Linked DNA regions of Mus musculus: regions 1 and 3 are each linked to region 2. A link is a loop called in an ENCODE intact Hi-C map of the cell type or tissue named here. Cell type or tissue: heart. All regions are shown on one strand. Links, peaks and the distances in the headings refer to the core of each region. The heading gives the core; the rest is flanking DNA.

Region 1 (3,383 bases), core at 450-2,949, 180 kb before region 2:
GAAGAAGAAAATGAAGATATATTCAATGTGGTCACATTGGAAAGAGGAAACAGTGACCGTCTCATTCTCCCCCCGCCCGCCATGCACCATCCAAGTCTGGGTCTGAATGTAAGGTTTAGGTGTGAACAAGAGGACAGGAGATACACATAACTGAGCAGTCCTGCTCAGGTGCGGTCCAGCCTATTATCATTGTCTAAGCTCTATTTTCTCTAGCAAGATGATCTGACAAGTTGTCATAACCGTGTGTGACCTTTTTCTCGAAACCAAGGCCTCCAAACGTTTTTGCCTCCTAACCTGAGAGACCCGTGGAAGTTGTAATTTCTTGGTGCTTATCTTTTCAGTGGTCTGACAGCCAAAGGGAAGGATACAACTATCTCTTTAAAATATCTCCATTCTTCCCATGATGGTTAACCAACCAGCTGGCCAGAAATTTTGGGGGAAGAGTATCTGCAGTGAACATGAGGAGAAAGCTAAACTATTCAAATAGTTTGCATTTCATTAGCTATCAAGTAATCTAGAGTAGCCTGGAGGTGTACATAAGCTGTAAGTGCTACATCAGTTCATACAGGATATTGATGTGAATCCTTATGGGGAGGGACTGAACTAATCCCGTCATTACAGAGGGAAAACGTGTGTAGTACAATGTGATGGAGTTTTACTATGGGTAGACTTTTATCCCCACACCTAAGGAATTTGGCTGCTGAACTCCTGACCCTCAGTCCTCACAATATGACCTTTTTGGAAATGCGTGGTAGCAGAGGTAATTTGTTAAGCCGATGCTGCACCAGAGAAAGTGGATCTCTAATTTCAATGTCCACTGTGGAGGCACACACTGAGAAGACTCAGGGAAGAATGACTGAGCTTGTCACAAGCTAAGCGATCATCAGGATTTGTAGATCTTTCCCTGGTCTCTCAGGAGCGTGGTTGTGTGCACCTTGATTGTGGGCTTCTAGCTCCTGAATCATCAGAGAATAAATTTCCATGTATCTGAGCTACTCTATCATTTTGTTATAGCAAACATTTTACTTCTAAAAAACACAATTCTTATATTTTCTTAGTTGATGTTTTTTAAATGAAGGACTTCTGGTAGCTGTGATTGGGATTAATCACAATCCCTGTTCATGGTGGATGGTCAGGGTTTGTTCATGGACTTTGCCTAATTTACCTGTGGAAAACGGTCTCTCGCCTGCTGTGGTCTCATTATCAGATGAAAAGCTAGGGTCTTGGAAAGGCAGACCACAGACAAGAAGATCCCATTCCTGAGTCCTGCCTGCTTTTATTAAAGGAAGTTAGCAACTTGGACCTTCTGTGCATCCTGACTTACCCATGCATCTAAAATCAGATCTCTGATCTTTAATTTTAGTTGATTTTCAAAAGCCATGGTTTATACAACTGCTGAAACATTCCTTTTCTATTATTTTATTGCCATGTTCTTCTACCTTGGGTTCTCCTCCTGTGCCTGTTTTGGCTCTTGTCTAATATTCCTCTGTTTGAGCACACTACAGAATTTTTCATGCATTTCTTTTTTGATTTGGGTTATTTACAAACATTTGCAGCTGTGAGCAATGCCGTAGTGTGTATTCTTGCCTGACCTCCCTTTGTGAGGCTTTCCTCTGACACAGCCACAGGTGGCTGAGGACGGGACTTCCAAAGTCCATGGCATCTGTGGCCTCTCCTCCTCTCCAGCATGTCATTCACACAGATGGCTAGTTTTTGCCTAAGCAGATGTATTTATAATGACATCATGTTGTCTTCTTGCTTTCCATCTCCCTGGGCATCTGCTCACATACTCAATGTCAAAAGTGTTACCTCTTCTCTCGGGCATCAACTTCATCTATTTGGTTCTGTCTTCTTTTCTCACCCTGGCAGGAACTTTGTAGAGGATTCTAATTATTTTTTTCTGGTCATGTGTAGTGACTATTTTCTGAGTTCTAAATTTATCTTTGCACTTTAAGACATTTTCTAATGAACTAATCTAATCTATTCTAATGTATTTATTTTTATTTATTTAGGGTCTCATTCTGTAGCTCAGGTTGGCTTGGAACCCATGGGACCCATGTCTCATCTTTCTCGACCTCCTCAGTGTACAAGCATGAGCCACCACCATCTGATTTATAAGTTTCAATATAGCTAAATCCCCATTTTCTCATAAACTTAACTTGACTGTGCCTTATAGTTTCACAAGCCAAAAGAATTTGCTAGTGCCATCTACTGATACTGTTAAAGTTTTGATTCTATCCACAAATTGTCTTCTGTTTTCATTTTAACTATTTAAATAAAGTATATGCACATGGAATTACATATTACTTTGTTTTTTTGTGACTAATGTTTTCTCTTAATGATGTTTTAAAATTTGTTTTCGTTTCCTCATAATATTCCATCGTGTGGGTATTCTGTAGCACTTCACGCCTACTTTATTTGCCTTTAAGTTGTTTTTAACTTGGCCTTTTATGAATGATACTTCTGTAGACATTCTTTTGTGTTTTAATTTGTTTACAATATTTATTCATTTGATTGTTTGTTTGTTTGTTTGTTTATGTGTGCCTATGCATATGTGCCATGGTATGCATGTGGAAGAAAGATGACAGTGTTCTGGAGTCAGTTTCCTCCTTTCATCCTTATGTGGCTGCAGGGATTGAATTCAGGTCCTCAGTCTTGTGTGGAGATACATTCACTTACTGAATCATATTGCCAGTGCCCTTAGTCATTTTTGTTTGTTTTTGTTTTTTGAATCAGGATCTCTCTATGTAGCCATGGCTACCTGGAACTCGCTAAGTAGACAAGACTGATCTCCAACTCACAGAGATCTGCCTGCTTCTGCCATTGAATGCTGGGATTAAAGGCATATTCCTCCGTATTGAGCCTTTTACACATTTTTTGATGAGCCTCAGTGTAGATTTCTGGTTGGTAAATTCCTAGGAGAATATTAATTATCAAAGGCAAAATAATGTATATCTAGATTAGGAAGATCAAGGGGGCTTTCAAAATAGACTTGCAAAAATCACAACAGACAATACACATTCCTTTTCTAAGATCTTTGGAACCAGAAGTTCCAATGCGATTTTTTTCTTGTTTTGAGATTTTTGTAGATTTTGGAATATCTACATATATATGATAAAATATCTCTTGAAGGATACCAACTCTAAAGAAAAGTGCATTTATCATTTGTGTGTACAAAGCCTAAGGTATTATACATAATGTTTTAAATAATTTTATATACAAAATGGAATTTCAAGTTATGGAGTTCTCCACCAGGCTTCAAGTCAATACTCAAAAAGTTTTTAATTTTGAAGAATTTTAGATCTTTTAAATTAATTAGGGCCATTCAACCTGTAGTCTCTGAGCCTGGCTCCTGGCAGATCCACCAAATTCAGTGGATCAAT
Region 2 (3,383 bases), core at 473-2,972:
CGGGGGAGGGGAAAGGGGCGGGTGTGGGACTTGGGACTCGGACCACTGGCTGGGCGGGGGCCTAAGGACTAGGGTCCGGTCCGCCCCCGCCTCGCCATTGGCCGCGTCCATAAAGAAAAGGGCCCCGCGGCCCGGGGGGACACCCGCAGTGTCACTGGGTAGATCTCCAGCGCGGATTAGGCGAAGGGTTAGGTCTACCAGGAGAGCAGCGGGAGGGTAGCACCCGCTCAGCTTTACGAGTTCCTCTGGGCATCTCCAGGCTAGCTTCCGATCCCTGCCTCAGGGTCGGGGGAAGCGGCGTGTCCCGTGGCCATAGCAGAGCTCGGGGTCGGTCTGGAGAGCCATGAGCAGCCCGGATGCGGGATACGCCAGTGACGACCAGAGCCAGCCCCGGAGCGCGCAGCCCGCGGTGATGGCAGGGTTGGGCCCCTGTCCCTGGGCCGAGTCCCTGAGCCCCCTCGGGGATGTAAAGGTGAAAGGCGAGGTGGTGGCGAGTAGCGGGGCGCCAGCCGGGACGTCGGGCCGAGCCAAAGCGGAGTCTCGCATCCGGCGGCCGATGAACGCCTTTATGGTGTGGGCCAAAGACGAACGCAAGCGGTTGGCACAGCAGAACCCAGATCTGCACAACGCAGAGCTAAGCAAGATGCTAGGTGAGTCGGACCAGGGGGATACAGGGCACCGGCGCACTCCAGAGAATCTCCTTGAGCCACTTCCTTGAGCCAAGAGGTGTGCTGTAGACTCAATCCCTTCTTCCAGCTCCCTCTCTCGCCAAAGTAACACTTTGGTCTTTGGGCCATAGGAGCGAATGTAAGGGTTTCTCAGTATTTCAGAGAGGTAACCCGCACAGCCCTGGCTCGACCCCTTCCCAGATCAGGGGACTTTGGCAGTTTTTCGAGTTAAGGGGAGAAAGGTAAGGGAGGAAGCCCCTTCTAGGCGTCCTGTAAGGACGCGATCTAACACTTTCATCCGAATAGGACCGGGCTTCTCACCTGCTCGCTCAGTGAGAGGTTGCACCAGAGAGGGGTCAGGGTGCCGGAGCTCACTCGGGTAACCCTGCGCGCCTCTCCACCTTTCCCTGCAGGCAAGTCTTGGAAGGCGTTGACCTTGGCAGAGAAGCGGCCCTTCGTGGAAGAGGCCGAGCGGCTGCGCGTGCAGCATATGCAGGACCACCCCAACTACAAGTACCGGCCGCGGCGGCGCAAGCAGGTGAAGCGCATGAAGCGGGTGGAGGGAGGCTTCCTGCACGCTCTCGTCGAGCCCCAGGCCGGCGCGCTTGGTCCCGAGGGCGGCCGCGTGGCCATGGATGGCCTGGGTCTGCCTTTCCCGGAGCCGGGCTATCCGGCCGGTCCTCCGCTGATGTCTCCGCACATGGGCCCCCACTATCGGGACTGCCAGGGACTGGGCGCTCCCGCGCTCGACGGCTACCCTCTGCCCACTCCGGACACATCCCCGCTGGATGGCGTGGAGCAGGACCCGGCTTTCTTTGCAGCCCCGCTGCCAGGGGACTGCCCGGCGGCCGGCACCTACACTTACGCTCCAGTCTCGGACTATGCAGTGTCCGTAGAGCCGCCCGCTGGCCCCATGCGAGTGGGGCCGGACCCCTCGGGCCCTGCGATGCCGGGGATCCTGGCGCCCCCCAGCGCTCTGCACCTGTACTACGGCGCGATGGGCTCGCCCGCCGCAAGTGCGGGGCGCGGTTTCCACGCGCAACCCCAGCAGCCGCTGCAACCGCAGGCACCGCCGCCGCCACCGCAGCAGCAGCACCCAGCGCACGGCCCCGGGCAACCTTCGCCCCCTCCCGAGGCTCTGCCCTGCCGGGATGGCACGGAATCCAACCAGCCCACTGAGCTCCTAGGGGAGGTGGACCGCACGGAATTCGAACAGTATCTGCCCTTTGTGTATAAGCCCGAGATGGGTCTTCCCTACCAGGGACACGACTGCGGAGTGAACCTCTCAGACAGCCACGGAGCCATTTCCTCCGTGGTGTCCGACGCTAGCTCAGCGGTCTACTATTGCAACTACCCCGACATTTGACGGTTGCCGACCCGACCTGAGGGCCAGAAGCAGTGTTACACACTTCCTGGAAGCGCTAAGGAAATCCTTAGCGTCAAGCTGTTTTGTTTTTAAGTTGCCTTGGCATATAATTTATGGTAATTTATTTTGTCTGCCACTTGAACAGTTGAGGGGCTACACGAGATTTTTGTTTTAAATGCCTTGAGGGACTTGCTCCCCACAATCACTGTCCAGTTTTAGCCAGTTTTAAAATATCTCACTGACTTATTCCATTTCTTGAAAGTGTATTGATCTAGAGAAATTTTGTCATGCGTGTTTTCTCAATCTTAAATAAATCCTGGAATCTTTTTAAAATCTCTCGCATCGATTTTTATCAAATTAAAGATCAACAGTAAGTATTATACAATTAGAAGTGTATACTTAATTGTAAAATTTTCATTTTTCTTACAATGGTAAGAAAATGCATCTAAGAAACCCTAAACACAAACAGCGGGGTGTTCAAATGTGATATAATTGTTCTGAGAAAAATTCTCAAAAGATGAACTTGTTATGTACATTCCAAATATTGGTTTCTAAAAATGATACTGTAAATGTTTTTAATTCTGTACACTTTAATGAGGCTGTTCAAAAATTTCGGATTTTCAGTCATCTCGACACCTGCCAAAAGAGCTTTTCAGATATAACTCTTTCCTGTTTGTCTTTTCTTCCAAAAGTCTTGATCCCACTTCCCACAAAATTTGCCTTTAATTCCTACAATTTTAGAGTCAGAGAAACTAATCAAAATAAAGTTTGTGTTGTGACTGTTAGTGAACTTTAGTATGTAATTTCAACCGTGCATCTTGCTATAGCTAGATTGTGTCCCTTCATTTTACAGTTTTCAGGCTCAAGATTCTCCTAGAGTGATTTGTGTGTGGTGTGCTTTACGCAGGTGAAGACACAAACCAGCATCCGTCCTATTGTGAAGAAACAGGTACAAGACTAGCCCCTGCAAATGCTGTGCTGAGTGCTGCGGTCCACATGGCCATCATAGGAACTGCTGGTTTGTGGGCTTTTCCTGTGCCAGGTGTTTCCTTAGTGTCATTCTGCACAGCTTCGGTCTGAGCAAGCCTGCCTCCCAGTTGAGCGCTATTCTCTCATTTTCCAGTCCCCATACAGGCTGGGGACTGAAGCCACAGCTTCATCAAGGGAGACAAGAGAACCACCTTTGAGCTGCAAACCCAGTCCAGATGCTAACTCCTAATGTATTTACAGAGTCTCTTTGTGTAGGGGGCATAGGTGGGCACTAGAATTCACATTCTGGTCAACATGTAAGGTATTTAGATGATGGAAAACTTGAAGGCGATGGATTTGAAGGGTTCCATGGAAATGTC
Region 3 (3,383 bases), core at 450-2,949, 53 kb before region 2:
TTTTAATTAATGTCATCAGTGACTTCTAAACTATGGTAAGTATATACTTGCAGTTCTCAGCTTCCTGGGGTATTCCCTGAGGCAGCTGCACTTTGGGGAGAGGGACTTCTCAAAAGAGCTTTGCCACATCAGCTCAATAGATAGGTAGCATATTTAGGGAGTGCATTTAAGGAATGAGAAGTCATATTAGTACAAGCTCATCTCTCCTCGAGGACCTGCATGCTGGCATGTAAGATGAGGCAAGTACACATTGGAACACATATGGGCTAGCAGACCCCTTGGAGAACACACAGGGAGGAAGAGTGGCTTCCTCTGCTCAGCAGAGATCGCAAGACACACATGGCCCAAACTGGAGTTTGAGAGGTTGGTGATTCAGGTCTATGCATTGAAGACCATGCATAAGGCACACAGAAAACCACTCTGCAGTATGGTAGAGACTGGATGAGAACTTTGCTATAATTGAATCCTGGTCTCTGGCTGAGTTCACTAGTGAAGAACAACATCAGAATCTCTAAGTATGGTCCTAATTGTCAGAAAGTGCTGAATAAATGAGGGAATGACTGAGGGGTTACTGTGTGTGTGTGTTTATGTGCACATGCATGTGGAAGCCAGAGGAAAACCATGGGTATCACTGAAAATGCCAGTGAAGACGGGGTCTCTTTCTGGGATTCGCACTCACCAGTTAGCCTAGGCTATTTTGCAAGACCCAGGGATCTGCCTGTTCAATACCAATGGGATTACAGCACTTGCCTCCATGCCTGGCTTTTCACATGGATGCTGGGAATTGAATTGAGGTCCTTAAGTTTGTGTGCTCATCACACTCTCAGCTAAGCTATTTTCTCAACTCCTGAGTGGTTGTTTCAGTTCATTAAGCTGTCTCATTATTTGTGTTGTTTATATTTAAAATATGAATATATCTCAAGTGTCTAGAAAGTAAAAGGGCACACATTACAAGCAGAAGTGAAATAAAATGTCCAGGTCGCTGGTGGCTAACTACCCAGGGTTCCTATCCCAGTGTCACTGATGTTAAATGAGTTATTTAACTGCCTGGTGTCTCTGGGTACTGAAAACTCTGACAGCACCAAACTGAACATGCTATCATCAAGGTAAAATGAGTTTGGATTTGCAAAGTCCCTAACCTAAAACTTGGTAACAATTCCTAATAACTGTGCAATTACTATTAAATAATAGAAATTCTAATACCTCACATTTTGATTTAATAGCATTACCTGTTAAGACTGAGTCCCCTGAGAGTTGTGATTCCCAAAGCCCTCCTTCCCACCGCATTGCTATCCGTTTCCTGTCTCTCACATATGCTTGTGGTATATGTCACTGATCTATTTGTCTGCAACAGAGAGAACATAGCTTCCTTGCTAGACACCATGTGAAAATTTGGAGGCAGCTATAAGGTCATAATATTTCAAAGTCTGCATGACTATTCCTTCTTATCCAAAGCACCACGGAGACAGTTGTTCACTTACCAGTGATCCTTCAGAACTCTGCTCCAGAAGGCTAATGAAATAGCAGGGTGGAGCTAGAGAGCTGGCTCAGCTGTAAAGGCACTTGCTAATCAAGCTGGATGTGTATGATCTCTGAACTCATGGTAGAAAGAGAGAGTTGACTCCTGAAAGTTGTTCTCTGACCTCCCCTGCACTATTAACATAAATGGGAAAAAGTAAATGTAAAAAGACAGAGATTGAGGAAAGACACCTGATGTTTACCTGTAACCGCTTACATCAACGGAAAAGGAAAAACAAAAACAAACAAACAAACAAACAAACAAACAGTAATTTGGCCCAGTTGTGCAGTGTTGAGGGTTCCTGTGGCATTCTCTTCACACTTTCTGTTTATTGGATGTTGGTTTTTAATTGTACTGTTCAGCCAACCCCACAGCCTGTGCTTTTGTGTACAGAAAAACTGTATCAAGCCAAAGTGCAGAACAACAGACAGCAGCCTTGGGGCTTTCACTTTTAAAGAGTTTCCAAGCACCCAGCCCTTTTCCTAAAGGGCTCTTTTCCCTTTTATGGATGAGCACCTGGCTCCAAGACAGTGTAAACAGAACTTCCTGCCCCAGGGACGGGCTGGCTCCTGCAGGAGCCCAGGGATCCTTTGGGAAAAGTTGATAGGAACTGTGAGCTGTGTGTGACCTGAGGCTCAGCAGCCAGCTGAGCCAAAAGGGAGGGAAGCACGTTTAACAGCCCCTTTGTGTGGACTCTGGTCCCAGAAGCACTTCTGGGAAAGTAAGTCTGATGCCGTACACACAGTTCTTGCAAAGAATGGCAGGGAAGCTGGCCTGGAGAGCGCCAGGCCCAGATTAGGCGCCTGAATCCTGGACCGAAGTAATTGGAGGAATTGAGAGATGTCTGGAGTTCCCATAGTTCCAAGATCCTGGGCTTCAGTGTGCAGAGCAGGAGGGTTAACAACTAGGAGCTCCGTGGGGGAGCAGTAGCATAGCCTAGCAAGTCCCAGGGTTGAAGAAAGAAGACAGGAAGAAACCAAATGGCTTCTGTACATCTTAAATGGAGTTCAGCAGTCCATAATTTTCAGATTGCTAAATGCTTGCTAAGGGCATGGAAGTTAAAATGCTTTGTTCTCTCTTGGACTTTAATGTTTTCCCATACTTTTAAATGATTATGGTAAAAACATTGATCCTATGGCTGGCATAACAGTTTTGATTCACTCTGATAAATTTTGCCTTTCGTGCTAATGAGCCCCATAATCTCACTCTCAGCAACAGAAAAGAAGAAATGAAAACTGTATTTAAGTGTGTAAATCTCATGCAAGGCCTGAGCTTTACCACCAAGCCTCACCCTACATAAATGTCATTTTGATGGTAACTACCATTCCCTGAGAAGCTAACATTTCCCTGTATCAAGCAATAAGTTAATCTCGTAGCCTTCATCAGTTAAACTAGTTGAGAGACAGTGAGATGGCTCAGTGGGTAGAGTCACCTACAAACCTGATTTTGATCCCAGGAATACATGAAAAGGTGGAAAGAGAAAACCAGCTCTGTGAAGTTGTCCTATGGCCTCCACATTTGTGCAGGGCACATGCTCAACCCCCTTATTGCTTGCCCATGTGTGCACACACAGACAGACACACAGACAGACACACGACACACAGACACACACACACACAGTAAAATAATAATAATAAAAGAAAATGAAGTGTTTGAACAGAACAAGAAGTTGTGGTTGTTAATTTAATATAGTATGTAAATATGCTACTATATTATAGCATGTATACTTATAAAGCATAAACAAGAGCAAAATTTCAAGTGCTAAATAATTAATATAAGCTGAATTTCCTAGATTTTCTTTCCTTCTGACAGTGCTGGAGATTTAATTAGGGCCTTTGGCACACTGAGTGTGCTCTCAACCACT

What was found. Hi-C counts contacts between places; a loop is a spot of excess contacts. Peaks named below come from ENCODE experiments on the same cell type or tissue, not always from the same donor. Only the 100,000 strongest peaks of a DNase experiment are listed, where the experiment ranks them.
Region 1: it touches region 2 in a loop (6-fold over the local background); 5 of 42 quality-filtered maps call a loop at or near these places.
Region 3: it touches region 2 in a loop (6-fold over the local background); 3 of 42 quality-filtered maps call a loop at or near these places.

Annotation. Positions count from the first base shown.
Region 1 is chr1:4,665,460-4,668,842 of GRCm38, reverse strand. No RefSeq gene overlaps it. Among named protein-coding and RNA genes, the nearest start is that of Gm37323, 58 kb to the right of the region's middle. In heart, for the core only: no CTCF peak of the experiment used is centred there; no DNase peak of the experiment used is centred there.
Region 2 is chr1:4,490,367-4,493,749 of GRCm38, reverse strand. Sox17 (SRY (sex determining region Y)-box 17) reads left to right here. Exons shown (of 5, transcript NM_011441.5): 4 at 284-650; 5 at 1,082-2,822. The coding sequence starts at 344. The coding sequence ends at 2,034. Among named protein-coding and RNA genes, the nearest start is that of Sox17, 5.3 kb to the left of the region's middle. In heart, for the core only: a CTCF peak has its summit at 1,647; DNase peaks (open chromatin) are centred at 1,379 and 1,569; H3K4me3 peaks cover 1,766 bases; H3K27ac peaks cover 1,273 bases; H3K27me3 peaks cover 1,690 bases.
Region 3 is chr1:4,542,967-4,546,349 of GRCm38, reverse strand. No RefSeq gene overlaps it. Among named protein-coding and RNA genes, the nearest start is that of Gm22307, 16 kb to the right of the region's middle. In heart, for the core only: a CTCF peak has its summit at 1,524; a DNase peak (open chromatin) is centred at 2,129; H3K27ac peaks cover 505 bases.